Linked DNA regions of Homo sapiens: region 2 is linked to region 1. Evidence: read pairs that join two places in POLR2A ChIA-PET (ENCODE). Cell type or tissue: Panc1. All regions are shown on one strand. Links, peaks and the distances in the headings refer to the core of each region. The heading gives the core; the rest is flanking DNA.

Region 1 (10,055 bases), core at 3,860-6,359:
GTGTTGACTGAGTTCAAAACATAAAGCACAAATAAGAAAAGTATACCCCAAACCACACTTCTTTAATTAAGCTCTAAGAAAAACTCAAATAAATGAAATAGTAAAACTTTGATCAGTAATTCCTTATTGTTTATTCTCCTCTTACAAAAAGACACTTGGGACAAATAAATACAAAATGGCATATATCATATTTAGCAATGGGCAAATACACATTTTCTTGGTATTCTCCACAAGAATAAACTAATAAAATTTTCAGAGGCATACTCTTCTACCCATCTCTTACCCTCTAAAAAAAAAAAAGGCAATTATTTTAATTCCCTGTAATTTTTAACAATGAATTCTCAAAATAAGTAATCTAGGACTATTCAGGGACCAAGACATCTGAATCAACAAGTTAAAAAAAAAATGTCTGTATACACACACACACACACACACACACACACACACACACGATGTTGCCCAGAAGCTCCAATTAATGAAGAGTCTTAAAAGTTTTTCATTTCATATAGTTTGCATGAATAGAGCCTGTTCTATTCTAATCTCAATGGCAAATAATATAAAACAGAAAGCTGAACACAACATGTGTGTGTGTGTGTGTGTGTGTGTCTACTTTTCTGTCCTAAGAGAAAACATTAAATACAGGTATATTTAATATACAGTGAACATACCATGTGTTTTCTTAAAGCCAACAAAATCCTGATTTCCTATAGCTTGGAGGTGATACAGAAGGCAGAAGACAAATATCAAATTTAGCTAATAAAATATACCCTGCCTATTGGCTCCAGCAATACACTATAGAGTTTGAGCAATGACGGATACCCAAGTGTATATGTTTTGTTAAAATTTATCTTCAGGCTAATACCTGAAGAGGTTGGCTAATACTTTAAATCAAATATTCTTACTTAATGATTTATCCATCAAATGGAAATATGTACAACATATTTCAAATCAGAAAAGGGGTGAATTTTCCCCCTGCCCTTCAAAAAAATATTTTTAAAAATCCACTTGAAATAATTTCTTATTTGATGCTTTTTAATCACTTTCCACTTTATGACAACCATTTTTCTAGAAAGGCAGACAAGAATATAAAATGACTAAGGGGTCACTATGAAAACAATCAAATGGATTTGAAATTTACTTCTGTGTATTTTCTGTACTCCCTAAGTCTTGTGCTAATTAATTACATTTTACTTCATCCCCTGTAATGTTACAAATATGCACCTTAAAATAGAAAAACTTGCTTTTATATTTTAAAACCCCCTCCTCCTTACCTATCTTCCCAAATATTTTAAGCAGAAAATTAATCTTGTTGCTTTAAGGATTGATGTAATATTTGCGAAAAACAACCCCTAATAAACCCTTTAGACTTTTTCGAACCAGCACCAAATTTAAGGGGTTTATTCACTCTGAGGTTGCATGGAAGATGGAAATTAAAAATATCAGTATAAGTAGAACCACATTTAAGAAAAAGCACCTAAAGATGGAGGACAGATAATTCTAACATCCTACACACACACAGTGGTAAACCATATTCATGTTTCTATGTATGTAATAAGTTCTCCAAAAATCTAGGTATTTTTGGTTCTGGTACTAAGTCTAAATTTTTTTTTTTTAAATTTCAAAGGCAATTTAAAACTGGGGGGAAATACATTTTTAAAATTTTGGGGTTGAAGTTCACTACACTATGAGACTAATTTCGTATGTGGCAAGTTGCAACTCTCCAAAGGTGTGAATAAACATCAGAAAGCCCAAAGTGAAGAGCCAGTACATCAACATGCATGATCAGGAATCCTATGAAAGTCACAAGGCATTGGGATTTGGTGATTTACATTAACCTCCTCCTGGTAGAAGATAGTGTTTCATGATGAATGCAGACTGTGCTCACTGCTCATGAGACACACACATCACTACTGCTGAGGTCCCACTTTGTGATAATTTAGAAATCATCCAAATTTAACTCCAGAAAATATAAATCTGGAATATGAATGTGAAGACAGACAGTACAAACAGCAGTTGAGTGAAACCTGCCTGTAACGATCTTTATTTTTTTTTCCTTTAAGGCTACAGAAAATCTGTACATAAACAAGGCAATTAATTCTCATAATAAAAATAACCCCTTACAAATAGCCAAGGTGTCCAGTCAGATTCCATAGTGAGTATATGTTGTATCACATTTTATTCCACTTGTGTACTTTTTTGTGAGTCTGCTGGGTTAGGATCAATTCTTTCTGGAAATATTAGCTTCTCACAAACTGCTTCCTTTATTGGTAAATACTGGGATATTTCATTAGGTTCCGTGAAGAGGGAAGGTGGAACATGCTAGGAAATACATAAATCATATTAGCATATTCAGTTACTGTACTGAAATTTTTTACAAATGTTTTGGTTCAAGCATTCATAAAGCATGGAAATTTTAAAATCAGGTGCAATATATGCATATGTGCTCCTAAAAATAATAGGTATTTCTTGATACGGAATCATTCAACTTTGTTACTGAATGATTTCATCAAAGATCACAGGGTTATATAATCTATAATGTTCCCACAAATGTCCTAAGAATTTAATACATCTTAATCCAACCCTATGTATCTCCTGCTTTTGTAACTTGAAAACACTAGTCTTCGGTTAGAGCACAGCATGTAGTCTACAATAGAATCTAAGTAGTAACTTTTCTGTTCCAAGTATACTCTATACCCAGACAGAAGTACATACTAAGCGTGAAAAAATAAAATCAAGTTTATAGGAAGGTACCAATTTTTAAGCAACCCATTATAGAATCCTAAGTTCTAAGGAAGGCTTCACAGGTCCCGGGGAGTAAAAAATAAAGAAAAATGATGCCAAAACAAACAAATTATGGTACAGAATCACCACATTTTCGGAAGAGAAAAGGAGACTATGTAGAAAGAAATAAGGCGGCAGGGTGGTAAGTGTAAAGAACATCCATCACCAGCCAGCTATGTGACTCAGAGTAAGTCACACCTCTGGGTTTCAATTTCTCTAGAACAAAATGTGAAAATTAGATTAGATGAGGCTTAAGTACCTAGCAGCTCTAAATGTTCTTGTATTTGAGGTAAGGTCAGAAAAGTTATGCTCCCATAGAATTTATCCTATAGAGCCCCATTAGGTGAATGAATGGGTTTAGGGATGTAAACTTGGGTGGTTGGGGTCAGGGGTATATGCTACTTAAATTAAAATGAAACATTAAAATTAACTTCTAAAAACTGAAATTTAAGTACTTGCCATCAAACTAGAAATTTTGCTTTCTCGTGACGTATATTCTCGTAACATGTAGGTCTTGTCAGCCTGTATTTAAAAATAAACAGTTGCAATAAATTTAATTATACTGATTTACAAAATCCTTTGTATTAAAAACAGACTGCCTACATTTTAGGATAGGTTGTCAAAACAGCATGCAGTCTAAAGAGAACATCTTGTTCTACACTGAGATAACTCCTATTTAACTCAAATTGGATTATTATTTCCAATTTCTATACATTATAATGATGATACACATATGTAAACAGATTTTATAATTACCATGTAAGAGAAACATAGCAAAGATTTTACTTTGAAAGAATATGTATATAAATGAATAATGTATATAATGAATTTGTATAAATGAAATATGCAAGAGATTTTAAAATTACTTCAAGTTTGAAACATCTTTCCCTTAAGCTATCTTATCATTTACCTACGTAATTGTGCTACTTTTATGTTGCAAAACATGCTTTAAAATTTTTATTCTTTCCCATTCCATAAAGCTCTTACCAAATAGCTTACTTAAAATCACCTTTTTTGTACTTCAATTTTTCCCATTTAAGATTTTTGGTTAGGTTTTAGAACAGCAACTTATTATAATTTACTTCTTGAAACACTTTTCAATAAAAGAAAAGCCACAAAATTATATGCCTTTAAGGTTTCACTCTCTTGTATTAATAAAAACAGATTAATAGTCACTGTAGGAAAAAAATCAAATAATATAAAAGTATAAATCATCAGTGATCACAGCTTATAGGTAACACTATCTTTAATACTTAGAAATCTCTACAGAGAATCTTATGTAAGTAGATTCATACTTGCTTTTGAAAGTTCAACACTGAAATGAATATCTTTCAAAATTACTTAAATATCAATCTCTGCAACCAATTTTAATAATTATATATTTTATACCATATGGATATAAACAATTTAATTAATGGCCATTTAATGGGCATTAAGTTCCTACTTTCCTTCCTTTCTGCTATTATAAACAATACTACTGTGAATATTCATGTACGTATAACTCTGAGTAATTGCCCAATTAATATTAGTAGATTATTATATAAAAGAATCTTTTTAGGATAAATTCCTAAAATTCAATATTGTTTAATTAAAACAGTATTTTTAACATTTAGGCCAGGAGCGGTGTGGCTCACGCCTATAATCCCAGCACTTTGGGAGGCCGAGGCAATTGGATCACTTGAGGTCAGGAGTTCAAGACCGGCCTGGCCAACATGGTGAAACCCCATCACTCCATTAAAAACAACAACAACAAAATTGCCAGGTGTGGTGGTGGGCGCCTGTAATCCCAGCTACTAGGGAGGCTGAGACATGAGAATTGCTTGAACTCAGGAAGCAGAGGTTGCAGTGAGCCAAGATCGCGCCACTGCATTCCAGCCTGGGCAACAGAGCAAGACTCCATCCATCTCAAATAAATAAATAAAAATAAAATTTAGATTTCTCTTTCTGGGGAACAAAAATATAGCTTATGTTTAGTACTTTGCCACCACTTTTAAAAGAAAAAAGGTCTATCACTATAACCATGTTATTTCAAGAAAAAATCCCTAAGTGAAGGGTTTAGAAAGCATCAATCCAATCCTATCCTACTAGGTTCAAATTCCAATTCTGCCACCTACTAACTGTATAACTTAGGTATGTTTCTTTTTTTTTTTTTTCTTTGAGACAGGGTCTTGCTCTGTCACTGCAGCCTCAACCTTCACCAGCTCAAGCAATCCTCCCACCTCAGCCTCCCAAGTAGCAGCTAGGACTACAAGTCCGTGCCACCATGCCTGGCTAATTTTTTGTATTTTTAGTAGAGACAGGGTTTCACCATGTTGGCCAGGCTGGTCTCGAACTCCTGATCTCAGGTGATCTACCCACCTCGGCCTCCCAAAGTGCCGGGATTACAGGCGTGAGCTACGGCGCCCGGCCTTGGCCTGATTAATATATTAATGTACTTCCTGTATATTAATGTACATCAGGACATTACATAAACAACATATACTGTAAACAAAGGTAAGAGTTAAAGGACAGTTTTCTTAAACATGGATTAAGTACATACAAAATTGTCTCAAAAGACCCCTCCCCAATTAGGGAGTGTCTTTTAGAAAACATTTTGAGTCACCAGAACCTTTGTAAAAGGAAATGTAATGTTTTGATGATAGCCTGCAGTCAACAGTGAATGTGAAACACTCAGACTTAACAGTTAGAAAGACTGCCATATAATATAGATTGTTTAATTTCAAATTCTCAGATTGACAATTAAACAACACAAACAAGCCCAGTATCAATTAGTATATTCATTAAACAACAATAAATACCTCATGGTAAAGTCTCGTGTCATTCATTCTGATAAGCACCCCATCAATTCTCAAGAAAAACCGCAACAGCAGGAAAAAGCTAGAAGGCATTACTCTCTGGAAAAAAAAAAAAAGGTACATTAATATTTTAATAAAAATTAAACATTTTATTACTTTGCTGAAAGAAAAAATTTGAAAACAAAAAACAAAAAAACCCTGGAATAAGGCTGAATTCACAGTTTATAAAAATCTCTCAACTAGAAGCTCTTTGTCCTAGCTCCAACTAGCCTCAAAACCTTGTGCAAACTATTTAACATCATAGTTTCGGTTTCCTAAAATATTTTTTCTAGGTGAGGAGATATTGAGGTTTAAAAGACTTAAAAACATACCCAAGTAATGTAAAAATTATAATGTTTATTTCAAAAAATGGCAGGTACTGATAGTAAATGTCAACACCAATAAAACCAAAATGAAAGAACAACCTAGTTCTTTGTCACTACTCACCTATTCACTTTACATAAAACAAAGCAACAGACCTTACACAGAATGCTCTAATTCAGTGCAACCTGTAGGCACTATTACATATTGCTAAAGACCTGGTTTATCAGAACACTATAACACATTCTTAACATCTTTCATCTGTGGCACATCTACAAATTCCTCTGCTTTCCAAGTATAACTACTAATGATAGGCAGAATCAGTGGAGAAAGTATGAAGGTGGGTCCTGGTGGCGGGGAGAGAGCGGTTGAATGGAATGTGAGGTATTTGGGTCTTTAAAATGAATATGTTTAGCTGGCATGGTGGCTCACACCTATAATCACAGCAGTTTGGAAGGTTGAGGTGGAAAGATCACTTGAGCCCAGGAGTTCAAGACCAGCCTGGGCAACAGAGTCAGACCCCATCTCTACAAAAAATACAAAAAATTAGCAAAGCACGGTGGCACAAGCCTGTAGTCCTAGCTACGTGGAAGGCTAAGCTGGGAGGATGGCTTGGGCCTGGGAGATAGGCTGCAGTGAGCCATGATTGTAACACTGCACTCCAGCCTGGGCAACAGAGCAAGACCCTGTCCCAAAATTAATTAATTAATTAAAATGAATATGCTTGGCCATTTGCTGAATAAATACCTATTGTCTACTAACACCAAGTTCTTACTATAGTAAGTCTTGGATTTATATAAATGAAAAAATAGAATCCCAATGCTCAAAAAGGTTATCAGCCAGGGAAAGGTCAAACAGATGTGGTAGCTGCTATAATGGGTATGCACAAGGCTCAATAAGCATTTGAGAAAGAAGTACCTAAGTCTGCTGAAGAACATCAGATAAGACAAGGCTTGAGCTGACCACAGAAAGAACAGCTAGAGATGGGAAGGAGAATTTCAGAAAGGGGACCTGCATGTACAAAAAGTACTGAGACATGAAATAATAACATATATTCAGGGAACTGCCTATAATCTTACATATAAGCACAGGGCTACATTAATGATGAAAGAAGAAATAACAGGATAACCCAGTAATGACAGTGACTTAACTGCCTGGAGAGTCACCAGCCACAGGCCAAATTCTTTTCTGCCTTGGGACCATTACACACCCTCTTCCCTTACCTGGAGTATTCTCCCGGCTAATGTTCACTTGTCCTTCAGATTTCAGTACACATGTCACTTCCACAGAGGGGCCTTTCTTACCATTCCATACCACAATAGATTTATCTTGGTATTCTCTCTCATAGCACTCCATTACGAATTAACGGATTTGTAACTATCTTCATTTATGTTTCCACTTGACTGTAGGCTCCATGGTGGTGGAAATATCTGCTTTGTTCATCACCACATCTCTATTGCTTAGAAAAGTACCTAGCACACAGCAGGTGCTCATTAACCATTTTCCGGATAAAACTGAAGCTAGAAGGTATTAATACCTTTGCTGGAGAAAAGGCTCTGAGCCAAAGTGTATTCTGATGGGGTTATCAGCAACAGACTTAAAAAAAAGACTTTTAGTAAAGGAAAGCTGTAGAAATAACCTGACTTATGACAACTTGATGTCACAACAAATTGAGAAGCACATCATTATTATTTGACATTACTACACAGTGATATGTGTAATTTATGGAAAAACTGACTTGCAACATTTCTTCAAATTTCAAAATTAGTTACCAACAGTCACACTGGACACAACACAGGCAGTAAACTGAAATATCATTTTAGCATGGCACAGTGGAGAGAGTAGGAATTAGGAGACCAGAACTCTAGTGCCAATACAATAGCATATTTTAGGGCAGTAGTTCTTTCCTAGGGGACGTTTGGGAATTTGTGAGAGTACTTTTTCTTGTCACATCAATAAGCAACCAATATCAACAGTTAGTGAATAAGGACCAGAACGACAGATCTGGGATGCACAGGACAATCCTATACAACAAAGTCCAGTCCTGCATTCCACAAAACTTGCAGTATCTTACCAGGCATTCACAGAGGTGAAAAAGCCTACTTATAATGATCTGACTTTAGAAACTATTTCCATTTTACATAGATAATAAAAAAAAAATCACTCAATTATCCAGGAAGTCAACTATTTTCCAAATCAAGGAAAGATTATACTTTTTCTTATTTAGAACTTCACTAAGAGTTGTTCATCATTTTGGAAAATTGTGTTAAGAGTCACTGATTGATACCTTACATCTCTGTCAGCCTACATTTTTTGCTGTCACATTTACGGTGACTCAATATGCAAATATAAGTACCTGACTGCTTCATTATGTCTTTGGTGCAGTCATATTATGCATTTAAGTATTAAAATATATTTTATTCTAAACCAATTTCCTTTAATTTTATAGTTAAAATATGTTGATTGCTGCAAAGTAGGTGGATTAAATCATCTACAAATTTCACTACAGGATAGTAATATCTATGAACTAATACTTCAGCTTAAAGTAGTTGGTTAAAAAAATGCTCTTCAGTTTAAGACTTACTATGTATTCTTGTACACACATATTTATACACATATCCTTTCAAGCAACTCCATCCACAAAACCACATGTGCTTTCCAAATACCGACCCACTTATAGACATGATATATATACCCCCTTGGATACAAATGCACACCCAGGTATGCAAACTCATAATGAACATTTAGCATAGTCAATTCAACAGGTGGTAGACAAGTGGAAAGATACAAGACTAGGTGAACTGAAGAGAGAATAAATCTAAACAAAAAAAAGTGAATTTAGAGTTATAAGTGAGCAAAGAAGTAAAGCCTATGAAAACAACTATCTAATGCTAGAATAATGATATATATTAGATGATACAAAGAAAACTTTGCAATTAGTTTCATGACCTTAAGCTATCTTTTTAGGCCTTATCTATAAAATATGGAGGCTACAAAAAATGATTCTCTAAAAATTCACTACAATTTCAAAATCCTTTGATTCCACCGAAAAAACTAATTTTATTTTTAGATAAGAAAAATAAAATTTTTTATTTATCTAAAAATAAAATTATTTTGTCTCCCAAGCTGGGGTGCAGTGGCACCATCATAGCTCACTGTAGCCTTGACCTCCTGGGCTCAAGCAATCCTCCTGCTTCTGCCTCCCAAGTAGCTAAAATTTGACTTTAAAACAAATCTGTTGCTGCTTTTGTATTATTTTCATTCTTTAAATCACAGCATCCACAATCATTATGCCCCAAGAACAATGTTTGATGTTAGGGTCTCTGTCTTTGACAGATCTCATGACAAATGCTATAATTGAGAGGTTTTTTGTTTGTTTTGTTTGTTTGTTTGTTTGTTTTGAGACGGAGTCTCGCTTGTTGCCCAGGCTGGAGTGCAGTGGCACGATCTCGGCTCACTGCAAGCTCTGCCTTCCGGGTTCACGCCATTCTCCTGCCTCAGCCTCCCGGGTAGCTGGGACTACAGGCGCCCGCCACTGCGCCCAGCTAATTTTTTGTATTTTTAGTAGAGACGGGGTTTCACCATGGTCTCGATCTCCTGACCTCGTGATCCGCCCGCCTCGGCCTCCCAAAGTGCTGGGATTACAGGCATGGGCCACCGCGCCCGGCCTAATTGAGAGGTTTTTAAAAAGGAGTATAGAAAAGAGATATTTAACTCTGTGTAACGGAGTTGTGAAGGGCCTTGTAGAAAAGGTGGTATTTTAGCTGGGTCTTTGGGTCTTAAAGAATGAGGCATTTAGTAAAAAGTTTCAGTTGAGTTATTTCTGGAAAGTATTAGAGACCCAATTATAATGCAGTGGTAAAGAAATATGAATAACCATACTTGTTATGTGTGTTTTCTACTTCTTTTATTTTATTTTATTTTTTTTTTTTGAGACGGAGTCTTGCTCTGTCGCCCAGGCTGGAGGGCTGGAGTGCAGTGGTGCGATCTCAGCTCACTGCAAGCTCCGCCTCCCGGGTTCACGCTTCTCCTGCCTCAGCCTCCCGAGTAGCTGGGACTACAGGTGCCCGCCACCAGGCTGAAAATTGAAGTGGTAGTTGAATGATGCACTGAAATCAT
Region 2 (7,474 bases), core at 237-2,736, 62 kb after region 1:
TCAGGGCGCGGGCCGGGAAGGGTCCCCGCCCCCACGGCGCTCCCTTTCTCCCCGCGCCCCTCTCGGAGGTCAGGGCTGTCCTCCGCCCGCACTGCGCCTTGCTTTGGAGAGCTGGAGCTCTTTGTGGGAAGATGTTGGGGGCGCGCCCCTCCCCTGCGGCCTGGGGCTTCTGAGAGGCCCACCCCATTCTGCTGGGTGCAGCCCGCCCCGTTTCTCCGGCGCCGCCCGAAGCCCCTAAACAGTCCGCTGGATGGGAGGGCGTAGGTGCGTGCCCGGGACTCTGCCGATGCGGGCCGCGCCCCCTGGGGCCAAGAGACTCCACGTCCCGCTCAGGGCAAAGGGTGTGGGGAGAAGCGGTCACGCCCCTCGGCTGGAATCCGTGAGGACCAGGTGAGCAGCCTTCTCCCAGCCGGGACTCAGGGCGCTGTCTCCCCGAGCCTGGGCGGGCGGCGGGTGGCGCGCCCAGAAGTGGCCCGGCGCCGCCGGATGGGCGGCTCTGCCCCTCAGATCTGCGGGAGGGAGATTCGGCTGGTTCTTGGAAAGGGGAGAACTCGACCAGCCCTCGGCGCCTTCTGGGCCAAGCTTAACCCCCGTGCAACCTTTGGACAAAGGCATATGGGATGAGAACGTCTGTTGGGTAAGTGGGGTGTGTCCTGTGCTTCCCGGAGGTCTGCTCACCAGTAACCACATAGCTGCGCATTGGCATCGCTTTATATCACATCTTGGAGGCTATTTTTGCTTGTTATTGTACTTTCATCCCTTTTGCAAAGTGCTTTCATAGAGCAGGTCATTTGATCCACCTCCCGGTGAAGCCGTGAGGAGGTGTGTGGTTTTGGAGGGAAAGAACCTCAGTTCCTTGATTGTCCAATGGAGACACCGATAACCTCCGGTGAGCCTGTCTCAGCGTCCTAGGGGCTGGGGGAGGATGGCCATCCTTGTGGCTCCTCCGTGGAGCCAGGCGTGGATTCAGCCTGGCTTCTTCTCCCCTAGTGACCTGGACCTCCAGATGAGTTCTGGAGAGCTACTGCTTCGGGGAATAGGCGGTTTTCCCTTATAATCTATTTTACTGCAGCCACTGGGAGCAAGTGAAGAGAGGCATTTTTCAGGCCCTCAGGGCAGAAAGAGGAGGTGGGAGGGACCTCAGGTCATAGAGACAGAGGCTCTTCAACTGTAACTGGAATGCATGGCACCCATTTCTGTTACTTCTTTCAGAGCACCTCTCTTCCGGTCCTCCTCCACACCCGTCTTATTTTATACTTGTCAGGTGCTTACAAGCACTTTCATGTACACTTTTTCATTCACACAACAACCTTGTGAAGCTCTACTAGCCCATTTGATAGGTGAGGAAACTGAGGCTCAGGAGAGATGAAGCATTCTTGCCCAGCTAGGTAAGCAGCCCAGATTGAACTCAGATCTTTTGCCTTGGTAGTGCTTTTCACGTGGTTTCCTGATGGCACACAGGTGAGTTCTTTAACTCAGGGCTTCTCCCTGCCCTGTAGCTCCACTGCCATAACATCAAGAATAGAGACCCCTCATTAAGAGGCCCGCTTGACATTTTGGAACTAATCCAAGGCCGCAACGATATCCGAACCGTTCTCTTTGTGTTGCAGCCTGGTGCACTGTGCGTCCTCTGAGAGGTGAAGGAGCACTGTGTGGTCAGAGGGCTGCGAGCTCTCTGTTTGGGTTCCGAGGAAGACAGAATGGGCTGAACTGGAACTGACCTAAATGTCAGCAAGAGGAGGTACAGTTCTGTGGTGTAAACTCCACTGCCAGCAGGGACCAGTCAGGAAGCCTGAGTGCAGGAGGCGGGTGGACAGGAGGGCTGGGTGGGAGCTGTGTGCTGCTAAGCCTGTCTCCAGTAAGGGGGCAGCTGCAGGTGCGGTGGGGCTCCAGCACATGGTTGCCTGATCTTAGTTTTGGGGGAAACTGTAAATTTTTACGGAAAACAAGCTTCATATATTTTTAAAGATAGCAACTGATTCAAAACATTTTTTTTAATGTGCGTGCAGTTTAACCAAATTATGTGTGCAGGCTGCTTGCGTCTTCTGTGTGAGACCTTGGGAAGCACTGACTGTCATTCTGAGATGCAGTAAAGCATGACAGCAGGGGAGAAATGGTGTCTTCTTGCTGTTTTTCTATAAGAACAAAAAACATCAACAGAACTAGAGATAGCTATCAGTGCTACCTGGAGTTTGGAGGAGGGATTGACTTTATGACTCCATACTTCATTCATTCACCCAGTACTCGTCTATGACTCTGTTTCTACACCAAGAGAAAAGGCTTACAACTAGTTTTAATCTATTTCCTTGCACATTTTATGTGCTCAGCAGGGGAGAGGATAGCATTCATGGCAAATATGTTCAGGGAGTGCTGGAGCATAAAGGAAGGAATTTGCAGTTGGCCAGGGGTAAAGCATGAGGAGGTATATTTCAATTTTATTTTAGTTTGTGTTTGTTTTATACTCAAGCAATGGGTGAGAGAACACTGTGTTAAGAGCACTATCTGAAGTCAGACAGCCTACCTCCCAGCCCTGCCCCTTATAAACTTGTGACCTTAGGTAAATAATGTAAAGCATTCATGGAATATAGTAATTTTTCAAAACTAAGAGCTGTAAATATTTTAAAACACAGTAACATATAGGAAAATAAATTAAATTCCCCTCCACCTCTTCTCTACTCCTTCTCCCCACCTTTGAGATAACCACTGTAAATGTCTGTCTTTTTAGGTCTTTTTCAGTGTGCTCAATATGGTCACCAAGCCTGGAAACATAGGTGAATATATAGTTTATTGCTATTATATAAAACATGATAAAAAAGTATTACCTACATTTCTCACTTTAGGACCAACCTGAATATATTGAATATACTTGAAAAAATACATAAATGAAGCTGGGCATGGTGGCGCACACCTGTAGTCCCAGTTACTTGATAGGCTGAGGTGGGAGGATCGCTTGAGCCTAAGAGTTCAAGTCCAGCATGGACAACATAGTAAGATCCTGTCTGTTAAAAAAAGAAAAACATAAATCGGGTCATATAATAATGCTCTGTGGTTTACTTTTCTGATTTAACAATATGACTTAGAAGTCATTCAATAACAATAACAGATACATTGTACTTCATTCTTTTTAATAATAACATAGTATTTCATAGTATCGGTTCCCTATAAATTATTTAAACATTCCCCTCTTGATGGACTCATAGATTGGCTTCCAATTTAATTTAGATTTTCTGTGTATCTTTATCTGTGTACATGTACAATATTTCTGGGTAAAAATTGTTCCTGGACGTGGGATCTGTGGGTCAAAGGAAATGTACATTTTAAGTGGTTATTTAAGCAGAATTATCTTTGTTTATTGAGGTCTGGAAGATTGTGTAGAAAAAGAGACTGAATTATTTACTGTATTTATTTAAGGTTATTTGTTTGAGAATAAGTAGTGAATTGGAAAGGTATAGCATTCAAAAGTTATAAAAGGCAACATCTCCCTCCCACTCCTCTTTCCTAGCCCTCTTTTTCCTTTTTTGGGTATAACTAATTTTACCAGTTTTTGTGCATTCTTTCAGAAATAGTCCATGCCCCTACAAGCAAATAAAATGTACCTTCTGGGCTGGGCGCAGTGGCTCACGCCTGTAATCCCAGTATTTTGGGAGGCCGAGGCAGGCAGATCATCTGAGGTCAGGAGTTCGAGACCAGCCTGACCAACATGGTGAAACCCCATCTCTACTAAAAATACAAAAATTAGCCGGGCATGGTGGTGGGCACCTGTAATCCCAGCTACTTGGAAGGCTGAGGCAGGAGAATCGCTTGAACCCAGGAGGCGGAGGTTGCAGTGAGCCGAGACTGTGCCATTGCACTCCATCCTGGGCAACAAGAGCGAAACTCCATCTTAAAAAACCAACCAACAAACAACAACAACAAAAACAAACCTAAAAATGTGCCTTCTGTTTTCTCTCTTTCAGAAATAAATATGATAGCATATTATATGCTCTGTTCTACATAGGGCATTAAAAAAGTTCAATCTAGATCTTGGAGACCATTTCTTTTTTTCTTTTTTTTTTTTTTGAGACGGAGTCTTGCTCAGTCACCCAGGCTGGAGTTCAGTGGCGCGATCTCGGCTCACTGCAAGCTCCATCTTCCGGGTTCACGCCATTCTCCTGCCTCAGCCTCCCGAGTAGCTGGGACTACAGGCACCTGCCACCACGCCCGGCTAATTTTTTTGTATTTTTAGTAGAGACGGGGTTTCACCGTGTTAGCCAGGATGGTCTCAATCTCCTGACCTCGTGATCCGCCCGCCTCGACCTCCCAAAGTGCTGGGATTACAGGCGAGAGCCACAGCGCCCGGCTTGGAGACCATTTCATATCAGTTATGGGCATTTTATTTTTATGAGACAGAGTCTTGCTCTGTCGCCCAGGCTGGAGTGCAGTGGCATGATCTCGGCTCACTGCAACATCCACCTCCTGGGTTCAAGTGATTCTCCTGCCTCAGCCTCCCACGTAGCTGGGGTTACAGGCGTGCGCCACCACACCTGGCTAATTTTTGTATTTTTAGTAGAGAAGGGGTTTCACCATATTGGCGAGGCTGGTCTCAAACTCCTGACCTCCGGGGATTTGCCCACCTCGGCCTCCCAAAATGCTGGAATTACAGGCTTGAGTCACCGCGCCTGGCCAGTTATGTGCATTTTAAATGCTGATGTATTCTTCCAAGTTTACTCTAAATTGATTGCTTACACTTCCTCTAATTCCTCCATCAAATTCTTTGCCAATTTTTTTAACTGAGTTGTTTGTAATTTCATCAATTTGTGAGGCTCTTTTTAAATTCTGGTCTTTAATCCTTTTCTTGTTAATAAATCAAACATCTTTATGTCTTCTTCCCCAACTTTGCTTATTGTACCTTTGATTGTCCAGAAGTATTTAATTTTTATGAAGTGAAAACTCTATCACTTTTCTTTGTTTTCAAGTTTTCTGTCTTGCTTAGGAAGTCCCCTCCTACTTCAAGAGTAAATTTTCCTAAATTTTCTCTTTTCTCTCCATTCTTTCTTTGCTTTTCTCCATTTAAAAATATTTTAAATTTCTGCTTTTCCTTTATTTATTTTCCCTCCTTGTCACTTTAACCAATCTATATTTTCTTTGACTTTTATAGTAACTTTTTTTTTTCTTTTTTTAACCAAGTCTTAAGGATGAGCTCTTCTCCAGGTGGGTGAGGAGGAAGAGACAGCATTATGGGCAGTGATAACAGTGTACAGAGCCACAGAGTTGAGAACAACAGTGAGTGTTTGGAGAACTGTGAGCAATTTGGGATGGTCGAGGTAGAGGGTATTTGCAAATGAATAAATTCTGCAGGTGGCAGGGAATAGCATGAAATGGTCTGGCTGTGTAGGGGACAATCAGTCTGGCAATAGTTGGGAGGAGAGATTGGTGTGGGGGGTAAGGGTGGGGGTGAGATCGAAAATAAGAAGAAGAGAGAAATGCCTGTTAGTAGTCCAGGGAAAAGATGGTGAGGCTCTGAGCTGGGGTAGTGGCAGTGAGGATGAAGTTTTGACTGAGAACTAGTGATGCATTGGATGTCTGTGATAGGAAATGGAACCAACTGCTTTACACACACTATCTCATTCAATCCTAGAGAGTCAGTATGGAAATCCACAGCTCAGACATGTTCATTAATACACCCATGGTGACACAGTCAGAAAGTGTAGTCAGGGCCTAAACCCCATTAGGATTCCCTTAAGGAGTGGCCTAGGATGTCCTAGGCTTCTTTCCTGAGAGATTGGGTGGGTGGTGATGTTTTATCTAGGGTAGAGAAAAACATGAGGAATAGCATAGTGGGATGGTAGCAGCAGAGATGTGAATTCCATTTTGTACATGTTCTATCTGAGGTGCCTGAATGTGACATATGGGAGACAACATCTACAAGGTGGGTGGATATGAATCTGGAGCACCAAAGAGTTTCTAGGCTATACATGGAGATTTTGGAGTCATCAGTGTTTAAGTGGGCATAGAGAGGGAACATATAGAGAGAAGAGGTATCAGATAGGAGTCTTTCTTTTGCAAGTGGTAGAATATCCATTCAAATCCACTTAAGCAAAAAGGAAAGCTATTGGCTCATGTCATTAAAATGCTCGAGTGTATTTGGCTTCTGGTGTGGGTTCAGGGTTCAAGTGGTTTTTATCAGGACCCATTTTCTCACTGGTTTTGACCTTTCTTCATGCTAAGGTTCTGTGTGGTGATCCCCAGCAGCTCTGGCAAGGGGGAAAGCTGCAGGTTCAAATCCAATGTGAAAGGGGAACTGTCCTTCTCCCAGCTGTTTCAGCAACACTGTTGTTACATCAAAGGAAGTTCGAAGATGCTGATTGGCGAGGCATAGGTCATGTGTCCACATCCATGAAGCCACATGGATGTGGTGTGTGAAAAGGGTGGGTCTCCAGAGGAGCAACTGCTGGACAAGGGTAAGAGATATCGAGGAGGCCGACAGTTAATTTCCTCTGTAGATGAGAAAGGAAGAAATAGTGCCCCAGAGGGCATCTTGGAAAACTGCAGCGCTTACAGGGTAGGATGATTAGCAGGTAAGCAAGACTGGTAAGGAACTAAAGGACGGAGAGACAGGAGAGAGGAGCTCAGGGAAGACAAGGGAAGAGGGAGTCTCAAAAAAATGAAAGGAGTCAGAAGTGTCAGATGCTGCAGAGAGCTCAATAAGGGCCCATTGGGTTTGGCTAGGATGTTAGGGTGACCTTGCCCAAAGCAAAGAGAGTCATTTATTTTGACTTTGGCTAGGACTACCCTCTAGAGGGTTCCTGTGCCTACCTGTCTTCTGCATTGCCCACCCCAGCCCTGGGTTGGCCAGGTAAGGGCAGAGGTATAGTGATGGCAGTCAGGAAATTTGTGCTTTGTCAGTAATTAGGTCTATGACTATGGGTAACTCATTTCAGCCCCTTGGGCTTTCATTTTGTCATCTGTAAAATGATAGACTAGAATGAATTACTCTGAAGGCCTCTTTTAGCTCCAAAATGTTGGCGTCTTTAAGGAGATTAGTGAATCTAAACATTTCTTAACACTTCTGTTACCATGACCCTGGTCCAAGCCTTTGTCTCTACTTGGGCCATAGCCGTGGCCTCCTAACTGGGGTCCCTGCCTCCACACTTGCCCCTTGCAGTCCCCCCTTCACCCAGCAGCAGGCACAGTGACCTCTTGAAAGTGTAAGTCAGTCATGTCTCTCCAGTGGCTTCCTCTCACATGTAGAATCCAGTCCACACTCTTTCTCCAGGCCTGCAATGCTTTTTGTAATCTGGCCCCCGACTGTCTCCAAAGTCTGCTGTTCTCTTCTTCACTCCTCTCCAGCTTTCTTGCTAATCCTTAAACACGCCGAGCTCATTTCAGCCTCAGGGCTTTGCAAGGGCTCTTCTCTGGCCTGCCTGAGGTTCCCTCGCATCATTTTCTGGTCTCTGCTCAAATGTCATGTCCTTGGAGAGCCTTCCCTGATGAC

What was found. Peaks named below come from ENCODE experiments on the same cell type or tissue, not always from the same donor. Only the 100,000 strongest peaks of a DNase experiment are listed, where the experiment ranks them.
Region 2: POLR2A ChIA-PET joins it to region 1 with 5 read pairs; 4 of 35 experiments call an interaction of 5 or more read pairs at or near these places.

Annotation. Positions count from the first base shown.
Region 1 is chr1:168,192,167-168,202,221 of GRCh38, reverse strand. It overlaps TIPRL (TOR signaling pathway regulator), which reads right to left. Exons shown (of 7, transcript NM_152902.5): 5 at 5,580-5,675; 6 at 3,241-3,303; 7 at 113-2,319. The coding sequence ends at 2,176. Among named protein-coding and RNA genes, the nearest start is that of TIPRL, 18 kb to the right of the region's middle. RefSeq lists enhancers at 4,543-5,043, 6,778-7,562. In Panc1, for the core only: no CTCF peak of the experiment used is centred there; no DNase peak of the experiment used is centred there.
Region 2 is chr1:168,129,173-168,136,646 of GRCh38, reverse strand. The region is part of intron 1 of GPR161 (G protein-coupled receptor 161); the gene reads left to right. Among named protein-coding and RNA genes, the nearest start is that of GPR161, 4.0 kb to the left of the region's middle. RefSeq lists a silencer at 1-74. In Panc1, for the core only: no CTCF peak of the experiment used is centred there; no DNase peak of the experiment used is centred there; H3K4me3 peaks cover 881 bases; H3K27me3 peaks cover 1,746 bases.